Linked DNA regions of Homo sapiens: region 2 is linked to region 1. Evidence: chromatin loops called from intact Hi-C (ENCODE). Cell type or tissue: PC-9. All regions are shown on one strand. Each heading gives the region's core, and the rest is flanking DNA. Links, peaks and the distances in the headings are about the cores only. Region 1 overlaps PREX1 (phosphatidylinositol-3,4,5-trisphosphate dependent Rac exchange factor 1). Region 2 has its middle 61 kb from the start of CSE1L.

What was found. A loop is a pair of places that touch in the nucleus more often than their neighbours do. Peaks named below come from ENCODE experiments on the same cell type or tissue, not always from the same donor. Only the 100,000 strongest peaks of a DNase experiment are listed, where the experiment ranks them.
Region 2: it touches region 1 in a loop (12-fold over the local background); 2 of 110 quality-filtered maps call a loop at or near these places.

What each region holds. Positions count from the first base shown.
Region 1 is chr20:48,634,824-48,637,725 of GRCh38, forward strand. PREX1 (phosphatidylinositol-3,4,5-trisphosphate dependent Rac exchange factor 1) reads right to left here. Exons shown (of 40, transcript NM_020820.4): 31 at 2,888-2,902; 32 at 1,640-1,860. Among named protein-coding and RNA genes, the nearest start is that of PREX1, 190 kb to the right of the region's middle. RefSeq lists an enhancer at 1,215-1,354. In PC-9, for the core only: CTCF peaks have their summits at 1,159 (motif pointing right) and 1,358 (motif pointing left); a DNase peak (open chromatin) is centred at 1,118.
Region 2 is chr20:49,106,015-49,108,916 of GRCh38, forward strand. No RefSeq gene overlaps it. Among named protein-coding and RNA genes, the nearest start is that of CSE1L, 61 kb to the left of the region's middle. In PC-9, for the core only: no CTCF peak of the experiment used is centred there; no DNase peak of the experiment used is centred there; H3K27ac peaks cover 827 bases.

The sequences.
Region 1 (2,902 bases), core at 160-2,659:
CAGGGTTTCCTATCAAGATGCTGAATTCAACTCTAGTCGGCACTCCACACTGTGGGCCCCCTGGGTGCCAGGTCCTGAGCGTGACTCTCCAGAGTGGATGTGAAATCATGGTGTGCTCTGTGGCTTGTCCTGCACTTTCAAGGGTCATAGAACCCATCTCTGCCTTAATTCACTGAGTGATCCTAGTAAAGTCACTGCCTCTCTTGCCTGGATCACCAACCAGGCTTCTAACTTAACCTTTTTGAGCCTAACACACTCAAATAAAAGTCCCCAATTCCTTCCTCAACCTCCCCCAGTCGGTCCCATGTCAGCAAATAGCACCAGCGTTCATTCGGTCATCCAAGATCCAAACCTTTGACTTCTCAGTTTCTCTCCCGCTCACCCTGGGCCTGGTCCATCACCAAGTCTGATGGGGTGACACTAAAACATCCTCCAGACCCACCCATCTCCCTCCAGCTTCCTGGCCACCACCCAGGTTCAAGGGTCCACCATCTCTTGTCAAGATGACACCAGGTTTCCCTTCTGCCACTCTCTGCCCCCAAACAATACATCCTACAAGTCATGTTTTGAAAACTTAACCCAAATTATATCACTCACCCAGCTCCAAGCCTCTGAACCCTCCACTGCTTCCAGATTAAAGTCTCAGGCCCTACAGAACTGGTCCCCACATCTCCCTAGCCCCTGCCGCTCCCCTCTGGTCACACCAGCCACTCTTCGGGGCCTTTGTACATGCTGGTCCCTCTACCCCGCACACTCTTCCTCACACTGTCTGCCTGGCTGGCTGAGGTCTCAGCTCAAGCGTCACCACCTCACACAGGCTGTCTCTGACAGAGAAGCTGCAGTGCCCGCCAAGCTTCCTGTAGAGATTGCCTTCTCCCCACCTTCCTTCCCTCCTCTGTCCTTTCTTCTTCTCAAGCTGCTTCCCCCAACTAGGAAGTCAGCTTCAGGCCCCCAGCTCCCAGCTCAGGGCCTGGCACATCGTGGTGTTTGGAGAATGAAGGAACTTGGCCCAGCATCCCCATGTGAGAAGAGGAAGGGGAGGGCTGAGTGTTCCCTGCTTCCTCCCTGGGCCCCAGGTTGTGCATTCTGAGAATCAAGTGATGGCCAATCTGTGCCAGGCAGGCGTCTTGTGCAGCAGCAGCCAGCAGAGGGCGCTCCAAGGCCAGGCCTCCCCACCAGCCAGCAGCAGGGGCTCCAGGAGCCAACCTCAGAGGCACTGGTGACTCTCAGGTCCTGGCCGGATGTCCAGCAGCATCCCTGGCTTCCACCACCCCACTCCCACCTCAGGCCCTCAGTTGTCACAACCAAAAACATCTCCAGACATTACCAAGTGTCCCCTAGTGGGGAAACTGCCCTGGGCTGAGAGCCGCTGGTCTGTAGCATGGATTCTGTTATCTGTGTGTGTGTGCCTCCCTCCCTCCCACTGGGACAGAAGATCCCTGGGTACAGGGACTCTGTTTTGTTCACTGCTGGACCTTCAGTGCCTATAAAACAGCACACAGGTGCTCAACAAATAGCTGCTGCGGGAATGACGAGGCCAGGGGGAGCCTGAGTAAGTGGGCAAGGGCTCCCTCGACCCGGCCTGGGCGGGCACCAGTGGGTGGGCCAGCGGGGCCGCCCTCCCGCCCCACTCACTCACCACTGTGGCTGGCGAGAGCAGGGACTGGCAGTGCAGCAGGACGCCCGTGGCCGCCACCTGCTCCAGCCACTTGCGGCTGGCGTCGCGGCTGCTCTCCTCGTACTCGCCATTGTTGTTGTAGCGGTAGCCCAGGGCCGCCAGCAGCTGCTTGGAGAAGGTGCACACGGCGGCCACCAGGGCCTGGCAGAAGATCGCGTCTCTGCGCAGCTGCAGCTCCGTGTCTGGGGGCAGAGGGCAGGAGGCCTTGCTGGAGGGGCGCTCCCGTGCCACCAGGAGGCCCACCCCCCAAAACCCTGGGTCCAGGACCCCTCATGGAACCCCCAGCAAAGGGCTAACATCAGGCCAGAAATTACTTTTTGGTGGACATCCCAGCCACCAAAAGCCAATTCCACAAAAATCAATTCTACGAAAAGCAAGCCCATTTGCCAAAACTGTTCTCTCAGTGACTCATCTGCCTGCTTTGAAAACCAAACAAACAAACAAACATCTTGTGATTTTCCTAAGGGTTTCCCAAGACCCTCACCCTCAGCCATTTCTCCTCTCATTATGGGATTCCTTGGCCTTGGCCAGTAGAATGCCAATGGTGCTAAGCTCTTCTGCCAAGCTGCACATGTTCAGAAATGCAGTTTAGCATTTTCTCTATTTTGGAGAACTATGCTTTCTTCCTTCCCCCACCTCTGCCCTTGCCCCTGTCCTTGACCTTGGCATGGTCTGAAGAACTGGCCAGTTTCAAGCAATTGGTCTCTCAGGGTCCCAATCTTCTGGAAGGAATTATTTCCAATGGCCGGCTTCTGGCCAGTGAGTTTTTTAGTGACCAAATTTGACCCAGATCCTGCAGTAGCACCCCCTTGGCTAATTTCTAGAAAGAAGGCAGGGATAGAGAAGGTCTCCAAGATTCTCCCGCTACCTCCTCCCCCTTCCTCTTCCCCACTCTCTGCTGGGTGGAAGCCCCCAGGCTGGGGCTGAAGGCTCTACCGGCACAAGGCCCCCTAACATCGTCCTCTATCCCGGGGCCCCGTCAACATCCACCCAGGCCTGGGCAGTGGCACAGGACAGGGCTCCTGGCTCCAGTGCCCTGAGACTTGTCCCTTGGACACAAGAGGAAGAAGCAAGTTTCAAGTAGCTCTTGGAGGGGCTCCAGGCCAAAGCGTTGCCTCCCCCCGTCCAGGCCCCGAGGGCATGGATGGTCGGCCTTGGGTGGTGGAAGAGGCCGGGTATGTGCCCCCCACACACCTTTAAAGGCCTCACCTGTGCACTTCAGCA
Region 2 (2,902 bases), core at 125-2,624, 470 kb after region 1:
CCTGCTCTGATTAAGTGCTTGACAAATCCAGTATTTATTGATTTGGAATTTCAAGTAAGTTTTTTGTTTTTAAGAGCACACAGGCATTTAAGCCCTTAAACCAGAAGTAGTGATAAATACTGCTGCTTTTTATTGAGGCTGAGTCTCCAACACCTAGGCTATAGTTGCAGTAGCGTGATCTCAGCTCACTGCAGCCTTGACCTCGGGCTCAAGTGATTCTTCCACATCAGCCTCCCAAGTAGCTAGGACTACAAGCCCATGGTACCACCATGGTGCCATGCCGGGCTAGTTTTCTGTTTTTTTTTTGTTTTGTAGAGATGGGGGTCTCTATGTTGCTCAGGCTGGTTTCAAACTCCCGGGCTCAAGCAGTCCACTCACCGTGGCTTCCCAAAAGGCTGGGAATACAGGGATGAGCCACCATGCCCAGCCAGTGGATGCTTCTGACATGTTATGTGCAAACAAAGCCAGACCTCTCGGGCCTCAGGTTTGCTTCCTGGGATGATCCTATTCTACTGAACTCACACTGATCCCTATAAAGCAAGCAGCAACATCACGCTTTTGGGAAAGGCCAATATGTTTTCCTGTCGATCATACCAATCCCAGGCGCCCTCCTAACAGGAGGGATCCAGACTATGGTGTCCATCACTGAGCATTCACCCAACAAAGCCACTTAAAAAAACAGCTCAGTAAACTAGATTCAGAAGTGATACTTGTTTGTAAGACCTATCCACATTACTCTGGCTTAAGAAGGCCTGAAAACCCAGAAAAACACCCAGCTATGGGTGAAAATACTTACAGGTGAATGTTTTAGTCTAGGATTAGCATTAAGATACTTCAGGAAAAAAATAATGGGGAGGATGAGACAAGAACAACAAACTCAAGACAGCTATGAGGAAATAACCATTACCCGTTAAGTTTTCCCTTTAATGACCATGAGGACAAAGTCATGACAATGCAGTCACCACCCACTTTTTGAAAAAAAAAAACAATGCCAATGTGGGAACCGACTGAGTCCCAAGCTTATCTACTGTAGGATCCAAGAGAGAGACAATCTCAGTGTTGGAGAATGCACTGAGAACATAGAGGAGAAGGCTACAAAGAACACTGAGTATACAAATGCATACAGATAGATGTGTATAGATATATATACACATAGATTTCCTGTCCGCTACAGAGGTCTAGAAACAATAACACCCCAGTAGCAGTAAGCCCTCAGAGCATTCAGATCTTGGTTTCTAAATGCTGTCTTCTAGTAGAGGGAACCAGGGCTCCTTAGGAAAATGGCTGAATCAGGCTAGGCGTGGTGGGTCACGCCTGTAATCTCAGCACTTTGGGGGGCTGAGGCGGGCGGATCATAAGGTGAGAAGTTCAAGACCAGCCTGGCCAATATGGTGAAACCCCATCTCTACTAAACATAAATACAAAAATTAGCCAGATGTGGTGTGCACACCTGTAGTCCCAGCTACTTGGGAGGCTGAGGCAGGAGAATCGCTTGAACCCACGAGGCGGAGGTTGCAGTGAGCTGAGATGGTGCCACTGCACTCCAGCCTGGGCGACAGAGTGAGACTCCATCTCAGAAAAAAAAAAAAAAAAGGCTGAATCAGGACTAGGGGAAGGAAAAGAACAAGATGAACCCCAAATATCTCAATGTGTCAAGTTAGTCTTCAAAAAATGATGGGGACAAATGACAGTTTTTGTGGACATAGAAAAGCCCATCCTAAAATTTATAAGGAATCCTAAGGGACCCTGAATAACCAAAAACAATCTTGAAAACTTAGCTGAAGGACTCATAGGTTAAGATTTCAAAATTTACTACAGTAATCAAATCAGTGTGGTACCAGCACAACAACAGACATATAGGAGGCTGGTTGCGGTGGTTCACGCCTGTAATCCCAGCACTTTGGAGGCTGAGGTGGGAGGATCACTTGAGCCCAGGAGTTCAAGACCAGCCTGAGCAACTTGGTAAAACCTTGTCTCTACAAAAAAAAAAAGAAAAAATCAGCCAGGCATGGTGACATGGTGACACACGCCTATAGTCCCAGCTACCTGGTAGGCTGTGAGCCAAGACTGCACCACTGCACTCCAGTCTGGGCAACAGAGTAAGACCCTGTCTCAAAAAAAAAAAAAGGCCAGGCGCGGTGGCTCACGCCTGTAATCCCAGCACTTTGGGAGACCGAGGCGGGTGGATCATGAGGTCAGGAGATCGAGACCATCCTGGCTAACAAGGTGAAACCCCGTCTCTACTAAAAATACAAAAAATTAGCCGGGCGCGGTGGCGGGCGCGGTGGCGGGCGCCTGTAGTCCCAGCTACTCGGGAGGCTGAGGCAGGAGAATGGCGTGAACCCGGGAAGCGGAGCTTGCAGTGAGCCGAGATTGCGCCACTGCAGTCCGCAGTCCGGCCTGGGCGACAGAGCGAGACTCCGTCTCAAAAAAAAAAAAAAAAAAAAAAAAAAAAATATATATATATATATATACACACACACACACACACACACACACACACACACACACACACACACACCCCCCCCCCCCCCAAAGGAAGAGAATCCAGAAGTCCTTCCATGTAATTTTTGACAAGGGTGCCAAGACCATTCAATGGGGGAGGGACAGTCTTTTCACAAATACTGTTGGGAAAACAGTGTGCACTTGCCAAGGAATGAAGCTGGACCCTTACCTAACACCATACACAAAATTAGCTTAAAATGGATGAAAGACCTAAATCTAAGACTAAAACTAAAACATGAGGCAAATCCGCAAATCTTCATGAGTTGGACTTAGCAATGTTTTCTTAAGTATGACACCAGAAACAGGCAACAAAAGAAAGTAATAGACAAACTAGACTTCATCAAAATTAAAACCTTTTTTGCATCAAAAGCTTTTCTGCAAAAAGCTTTTGCAGAAT